2 separate regions of the Homo sapiens genome follow, and region 2 is linked to region 1. Evidence: chromatin contacts called from ENCODE Hi-C data. All regions are on one chromosome and are shown on one strand. The core of a region is the stretch at or near the end of the contact, and the rest is flanking DNA. Distances in the headings are between cores, read along the strand shown. Region 1 overlaps NUDCD3 (NudC domain containing 3). Region 2 overlaps PKD1L1 (polycystin 1 like 1, transient receptor potential channel interacting).

Region 1 (4,183 bases), core at 798-3,297:
AAGTGTTGGGATTACAGGAATAAGCCACCATGCCTAGACCTGTGGTCATGTATTTTCTAATATTATAATTGTCTAATAAAGAACTAGCAAATATAATTGTTTTAATCAGAAGAAAATTGAACAAGGTAATAATAGTGATAGAACTGGATAATTCTATTTTCCAAATTTTCCAAATTACTTTTGTAATTAATTAAACAACTGCTTTCCTAACTGTCACACATCTATAACATATGGTGGAGAAGAAGATACCATTGCTAAAAGCAACACAAACATTAACTGTATGGCTACTAATGGATCTGAGGACACATGAGATTTGTATATAATTCTTGAGGGCAACTTTCTGTAACTGAATTTAATGACAGAAAAAAGGAAGCCACCAACAATAGAATGATATGCTTCCTTTTAACAGGAAAATTTAACGAGAACAAAACTGATCATACTCTTCAAGTTAATATGGAGTTTTAACATAATATCAATTAAAGTCCCCAAGTGGTATAATACAAAACTTGATCAAGTCACAGTGGAATTCATTTTAAAGAAATCAAACAATATTAAAGAACAGTCTTGAGCCCTTTAGTAGACAATGGAATGGTATATTTAGCCTACAACATTAAAGCAGAGAGAAATTTCTAAAATCTAACATAAAGAAAATCACTGAAGGCAGTATCGATGTGGTAAAATCCCCACACTAAATTCAGTGAATCAACTGATAGAAGAAAAGCAGTGAATAAGAAAATGTGAGGATTTGTAAAACTACAGAAGGATAATATCCAGACTCCCATCAATGAGTAAGTGGAGTTAATGAGTTAACAAAGTAGGAAATAACAACAGTAAATCACTGTGTAGAAAATGTAATCTTTCTATAAATAAAGAAATGCAAAGTAAACTATAAGCTATCATCATAACTGTTTAACTAAAATTTTAAAACATATTTCTTACCTGGTATGACTAAGTACGGCCTGCCCTAGGAAGGAAAGCATATAAGGCCATTATGAACATGCTCTACTGCATTAGCAGGAAGTGGGCAGCTACCACAAGACTCCAAATAGTATGCCAGACTCTACCACGTGCCCTTTTTAAAAACCCACCAGCATATATAATACTTACCAACACCAAAACTAGACTAACCAAGAAAAAAAAAATTTACCACTGACTACATCTGGGGTTTTAAGCCACCTGAGGTTCTAAACCTATTTATGTCACTATTTCCCCCTCAAAAAAATAAACAGCTATCTCAAAAACGTAATATGAAGATATGAATGAAATTAAGATGAAAAGGATAGGATGCTTTAATTTGGGGGGAAAGAAAGAGAAAACAAAAGTTTAAACCCTGGATCCAGTACTAACTCTAACCTATACTAAATTTCACAAATACTATAAAACATTACTCCAAATGAATTAACTCTACACTAGTCAACACTTGGCAAAAACGCTTTTTTGCAAAATCTGCATTAAAGGATTTTAGTTTTCCTCCATTGGAAAATCTTTCATTATTTTTAAAAATGTATTTGAACGGTGTGATAATTCTTTTCTCCTACCACATATCCTAGGTAGTCCTAGACAACAGGCCTAAAAACCCGACGGGTTCAACTCTGCTTATCTCAAAACGCTCCTTCAAGACTATACCCCTCCCAAGGGGATTCTCTGGACACAACTCAAATGCTTTCTTCTATCTCCTTGCCTTCCAGGAATCCCTTCCTCCCTTCTCCTGGCTTCTTCGGCCCTGCACCCATGAAGGCCAGCACAGGCATCACCTTCTCCAGGAAGTATTTCTGACATTCCAGAAAATGGGTCTGGACCCTTCCTCTGCATTCATCACATGGGATTGCAACAGTTTGTCCAAGCTCCCCCTAAACTGTGAGCCCCTTGAGCATCTCCCACTCTATATGTCTGACTGCTAGAACAGAGCCTGAAACATCATAGAAGGTATGCCACATATACATGGGATGGGAGGATAGAAGGGCAAGCTGCATATGAAGAGAAGTCTTCTCTTAAAATCAGTGTGATCTGCAACAGGAAAAGGCTGTCTCCCTGTGGGGGGAGGCACACTCATAAAGACTAAATCATTTCCTGCCTGTTAGGGATGCTATGGGAAGGACAGAAAAGCTACCATGATTGAGTCAGCCGCAGACACATGGTACAATCTGACCTATACCATTGAAAGTGAAGGAGCCTTTGAAGAAGCACCAAAGAGAGAGAGAAAGGAGTCTTTCACCAGCCATGTGACATGCAGAATGGCCACACCTCAGCCATAATGGTTGAAAGGGGGAGGAAACAAAGAAACAGAAAGTTTGGGATCCGGGCCCTAACCCAGACTGTGTGAAAGCTCATTTTCTCAAATGCCAGAAATGCTTCCTAGAGAAGGTGGTGCCTGTGCTGGCCTTCATGGGTGCAGGGCCACAGAAGCCAAGGAGAAGGGAGGAAGGGGTCCTGGAAGGCAAGGAGGTGGACCGTGTAAAAGCTGTCCACAGTTGGGATGGACACAGTTGGGATGGGACAGTGTTCAAGTGCCTGGCTCCGTGGTAAATAAAATCAGGGCTCACATGATTCAGGTGCATAGGCAGGTGGTCCCTGAACCCAGGTAGTCTCCCCAAGAGATGTTCTGAGGCAGTCCACAAATATAGCACATGCAAAGCATATTATCAAACTCAGAGGACTTCCACTGCTCTGAGATAGGAATTATCAGGGACATGTACACACACACTCTCTCTCTCTCTCTCATATATACACACATACAGAAAGAGAAAAAGAAATGCGTATTACCTCTCTATCTTTAAGAATATTTAAGGTAACTTTAGTCAAGGAGCTGGGTACATTTTGCTTACAAACAACATTTCATGAATTGCTATGAAATTTTATAGAAGCCTAATTTCCAGGGCTCGAGTTACAGTTACTGAACAAATGTAACCATAATGTGTGCCACTAGCATCTCAACCACATAATTACCCAGAAAAAATTAACAGATACATAACTTATACTCTAAAATCCCCTAATGACCACATGTTCAGAAAATGTTCCTAAATAGGAAAACACTGACCAATATTATTAGCTTAACTTTTCAGGGAATAAAGACATCATAAAGCAGATTATTCCAACTTTTCAAATATGAATGAAAACAGAAAACTCCTACTTGATCAGCAGCTCTCAAAGGGAGGGTAGGCCCTGCCTCCTGGGAGTTTGGGAGTGTGTGGGCAGCGTTAGGTGTCCTTGGGGCAGTCAATGGGCACTGTCCCCTGCCCTGCATTACCTTCACACATCCCATTAGACATGCAGGTAGACAGAAGCTGTTTAACATTCTTCTGAGCCTGTAACCTAACTCAATTTTAGATAAAAACCCAAATAATTTTTTGCATGCTTTTATTATATCATGAATTTTCCAGGAATACAACATGTCTGATTCTGGCCTTTACTAAAATGTAATTGCCTTTTTGAAAATACTCATCACCAAAGCAACACTGCCTGTGTATTCTGGGTTACCAATCAAGACACAACCAGGCTGTGTGTGTGTGTGTGTGTGTGTGTGTGTGTGTGTGTGTGTGTGTATACACAAAGATACAAAAGATTTATAGTATCTTTTGCATTGTATGAGTGCCCATGGCCCTCATGAGATAGCTGCTGGCACTGAATATATGACACTAAGCGAAGGCTACACATGCAGCCTGGGTGTGTCTTGACCCCGATAGGGTCAGGAGGCAGAGATGCCCAGAAACCCTAGCCCGCTCTAGTTTGTCTTTGTGAGTATCAAGGGACAATGTGGTTAGGGTATAACAATGGAATGACCTCCTGCCCCTCCCCAAAAACACATATGTAACTCCACTCACTTGAACCTAAGTGGCATTGAACCCAGAGAGAAGGAGAGTTGGACACTTGGTTTGGGAGGACAAGCTGGTGACACCCACAGAGGGCACGGAGCCTGCCATCCCTGAGAACTAGCAGCTGACATAGTCCATGCCCAGCCAAGCCACCAACAATGTCTAGAGACCAACTTTGGAAAACTGATGCAGCATCCAGACAGGCTAACAGGAACCTCAAATTTAAAAGTTAATACACAGCTGAGTATCCCCAAACCCTGAGAAAAGGGCAACAAATTCTACACCTAAAGAAGTGATGCTGCAGAACACAGAGTTAGTAAAGACACAAGACTTAAAAACAGGCACAATCAACAGCCTCCAAGTGGTGTGAG
Region 2 (4,183 bases), core at 1,228-3,727, 3.5 Mb after region 1:
ATGTCTTCAAGGTTCATCGAATGCTGTTTTAAAGTCTGTATGTTATGCACCATGAAATAACCAATTACCATCATGTTGAGTGCTTGTACCCAGAAGGCTCACCATATTCCTTCCCAGATTTCAAAATAGAGATGATGATGATTCTTGTATGACATCACCTTCTACGGCTCCCAGCATTCGGGGGTTTGTCATACTACCTGTTCTACTCCTGCAAATTAACTTCAGAACACCATTCTTTTTTCCATCAATTTAAGAGCTGCATTTGCTAACCCACCCTCGGGCCATGTAGGAACAAGCATCGACTTTCACATCTGAGCAATTCTTTGTAAGTTCCATGTCATTTGCATGTTCAGAAAAGCAATATTTCGCCATGGTACATTGACATACCTATCAGCACTGTTATCACAATCCAGAGGCGCCTGTGTTTTTTCATTAACAACAGCCTGTGTTTTTTCATTAACAACACTTAACGCTGCTTCACTAGTTGTTTTCCAAATGTTCTGTAAGAAAAAATAATAAAATAATGTGAGAGAGCTGCTTATGAAAACCCAGTACATTTGGGAAAGTAATATTACTTCATTAACAAAATAGCAGTGGACCCCTGCTGTGCGCCCAGCACTGTGCTGGGCACCAGAGAAGCAACAGCGAGGAAAGCAGACAGCTTCATCCTCCCAGGGCTCCTGTTCTGCCAGAGGAAGCCAGAAAGCAAACATGTAGCCATAACAGCATCTGCTGGGGGTCGTGCTGCGGAAGAATAGAGCTGCAGGAGGGATTCGTGCGGGGTCGGGACGGGGTGGGGGTGGGGGGGGGGGGCGCGGTGCTTTTTTATACACAGGGTCAGAGAAGGCCGCTGTGTGTGACGACATCTAAGCAGAGCTGGAAGAGGAGGAATGCAGAGCTATGCCGAAGGTGGAGGCACACCTGCTTCACTGCAGGAGCAGCAGAAGTCTCGTGGGGCTGCAGCCACAAGTGGGAACCAAGAGAGCACAGGAGGTGACCTCAGAGTTACGGGAGGCCAAGTGGGGTCAGACTCAGGAAGTGGAGTTTCATTCTGAATGAGATGGAGGGTTCTGAGCACAAGAGTGGCACGCTCCAATGCACAGAAGCAACAGTGTGGTTGCGGTACTGAAGAGAGCCTGGCAGGCAGGAGTGGCAGCAGGGGATCCACTCAGAGGGCTATGAGGATGGCAGGTCTTGATTGTGGAGTGAAGGCAGAGGGTGAACACCTCTGAGGCTATGGGGTGGCCGGGCTGGCTGCTGGACTGGAAGTGAGATGGAGCCCAAGAGAGAACTCAGAGACAATGCCACTGGGCTTGCTCGGCCTGTGCACACTGAGAGCTTAGGTGGGGTGGGGGCATTGGAGGGCAGGTGAGGGGTGCTGGGAGCCCATCTTGGTCATGAGGCCTCTGTTGACCTTGCATTGACCTGTGCAGCTCTCCTTGTGACAAAATCTCAATCCTGGTGGCACCAGGAAAGCAGGGAGGTGCCCACGGCACAGGAGGAGGGGGGACACTTTTGGCCTACGGGAAGCTGGCCACCTTGTTTCCTACACAGGACGCCTGTCCAGAGACAACGCCCCACTGTGGACATGATTACAAAAAGCAGCCACCATCCCTCAGACTGAGGGCCCAGGGCCTCACTCTGGCTCTTGAGAGAGCTGTTACCAGAAGTAGTTCCAGCCAGTTAAGAAGTTAGTATAGGTTAACCAACGGCCCAGCCCCTCCCTGGGATGTGCGCTCCCTGTGCTGTGGGCCTTTTACAGATTTGTAACTACAGGACATCAGGTGCTTCATCTTTCAGGAGAACAACACAGGAAGGTGTCAAGAAGGCCAGAGTGGGAGCTGAAAGATGCCAGCTCGTGCCTGAGTGCATACGCCTGGCACCTGCCCCTCTTCTGTGACGAGAACAGGGAACCCCTCTGTGGCCTCCCAGAGCAGGACCTGGGTAGATCCTGGCAGTTTCCTGAGGATGTGAAACCCAGGGGCTGAGACAGCTGCATGTACCTACAACCCCTAAAAGGCATGGTGCTAGTGAGCAGCATGGGAGACACAGGGCTTTGCAAGACACTATCCTATAACTATGCCCAATCAGCAAACTGCCCAGCACGTCCAGGAGCTGGTGTATGGCCCTGTGTGACCTTCGCCTGAGCCCACTGGGGCTGTAGAGAGCAGAGCGGCCAGAATGCAGCTTGGAAATGGGTCTCCCAGTCAACCAAAACCAGAGAGCCCCCTGATTGCACATTTCACCAGGACCAAGCCCTTTGGGACATGATGGTCAAATCCTAAAGGCATCGATCTATGCCCAAAGCTGAGGTCCCAGGTGGCTGAACCTTGGAGTCACCTGGGTGGGGTGGGGTTGAAGCACCATCACCCTGAGCCACGCCACAGCATGTCTGTTAGAATCTTCAGAGGCAGGGCTTGTGCATGGTTTTGTTTGGTTTCTTTGACTTTTAAGCTCCCTAGGTGATTCTGCATAGCAGATCTGCACCAAGTGTTCAAGAAGCATGAGGTCTGTTTGCCCCCTTGTGTTTGGAGGTGAGGGCACTAAAAGCCTAAGGAAGTCACTGTATGTGGCTATTTACATTGTGTAATGTGAGAAACGCAGGTAATATCACCTCCCCTCTAAAACACCTCTCCCCAACCTCCTGTTCTCAGAACCATCAGACGCTCATCTTACTAAATATCCTTCCTTGGGAACCTAAAAATGCCTCCTTGAACTTTCGCTGACAAAAGTGATGGCAGAGCAGAGAAAAGCTCCCAAACACAAACACTGTGGGTTGAGATCAAATTCATTTCAATATAAACTCAGATGGATGTGCTACGGAGGGGGTGGTTTAATAACGCTGCTCTGCATGAGGAATACTGAAAAATGAACTGCAGGAGAGTCTTTGCCAAGGACAGCAGAGGTTCTGGGAGCTTCAAAGAGAACTGGCTTCTTTAAATTTGAACTAGAAACGCACAACTCTGGGCTGTCTGTGCATGTCCCTTTGGAACCAATGCTTATTCTGGGTGAAAAGCATGTCTCACTCAGAAGTTTTCACTCTTCTCTCGGACCCCACCCACAGATGTGAGAGTCACTCCTCTCACGCTTCTCCTCCATCTCCAGGGCATTGCCCAGGCCTTCAGACCCAAGCCCTGTTAGCTACTCTGATAAACAGATGCAAGGGAATTCACAAACATCCAGGTAGCCCAGTCTTAATTAATAGGGGTCTTCAACGAGCTCCCCACACTGCGCAAGTTAAGCAGGGTTTCAGTGCTTTGGCTGCTGGAAGCCTTGTCTGTGCTGGAGCCATCTCGGGGCAGCTCCCACTCCCCACCTGGGGGACAGCACCCACTCCCCACCCCGGGGATAGCCCCCACTCCCCGCTTGAGGGGCAGCCCCCACTCCCCACCTGAGGGCTACCCTCCTACTTCCCACCTGGGAGGCAGCCCCTACTCCCCACCTGCAGGGCAGCCCCCACTCCCCACCTGAGGGCTACCCCTCACTCCCCATCTGAGGGCTATCCCCTACTCCTCTGGGCTGGGCTAGCCCTGCCTGCACTTCTTATATGTGGAACTATGCTCTGGAGCTGAATTAAGGCTTTATAAGTCACACTTGCTTCATTGGCACAAACACACATGATAGGAAAACAATCCCTGATGAATTCCTGATGAAACATGGAGGTGCTTTTTAGCTGTACTGTACATGTACTGTATTCAGGAAGAAAAGCCTAATTTCCCCAGATCCAGGAATACCTTCTGCCTGGAAGCTGATGAGGATGGGCTCTGTGATTCCCGGTCTTCTGCCTTTCCATTCAGAGCACACCAAGGACAGCCACACTTCCCATCACTCATAAGAAGCACATGATTAGCATAGACCTCTAGAGAAAAAAAAAAAAGCAAACATTCTGAAGACTGCAATGTGCTGGGAAGGTGAGAACATAAAGCTGGAGAAGCCCTAAGTTATACATAAGGTCAAAGCCACCTGGGCCTAACAACGGGCTGATCATGAAGATGCGTGTCCTTGGGCTGCCGTGTCCTGCTGTGTGTGTTTTCTTTCTATTTCCTTGCTTAAACAATGTCTTAGGTGTAGCCCACACTAAGCAATATGAGGAAACGCACAACCACCAGCCACGCTGATAATGAATGCCTGTTCCAGAAACACCCAGTGGTCTGGTCATAAAATAATGAGGGTCAAAGGTCCT

Evidence for each region. Hi-C counts contacts between places; a loop is a spot of excess contacts on that map. Pooled maps may share reads with other maps.
Region 2: a loop to region 1 is called in a map with no recorded cell type, with 15 times the contacts of the local background. The contact joins two enhancer-like sites. A Hi-C loop is called at or near these places in 2 of 37 single-sample maps with no recorded cell type and 2 of 50 pooled maps.

Annotation. Positions count from the first base shown.
Region 1 is chr7:44,459,449-44,463,631 of GRCh38, forward strand. All of the region lies in intron 2 of NUDCD3 (NudC domain containing 3), which reads right to left. Among named protein-coding and RNA genes, the nearest start is that of NUDCD3, 29 kb to the right of the region's middle. Within about 2 kb of position 2,048, at least 2 of the 41 ENCODE cell types and tissues checked have a DNase peak (open chromatin) inside an H3K27ac peak, as active enhancers do.
Region 2 is chr7:47,936,459-47,940,641 of GRCh38, forward strand. PKD1L1 (polycystin 1 like 1, transient receptor potential channel interacting) reads right to left here. Exons shown (of 57, transcript NM_138295.5): 3 at 3,735-3,859; 4 at 388-500. Among named protein-coding and RNA genes, the nearest start is that of PKD1L1, 9.9 kb to the right of the region's middle. RefSeq lists enhancers at 1,188-1,267, 1,718-1,887. Within about 2 kb of position 2,478, at least 4 of the 41 ENCODE cell types and tissues checked have a DNase peak (open chromatin) inside an H3K27ac peak, as active enhancers do.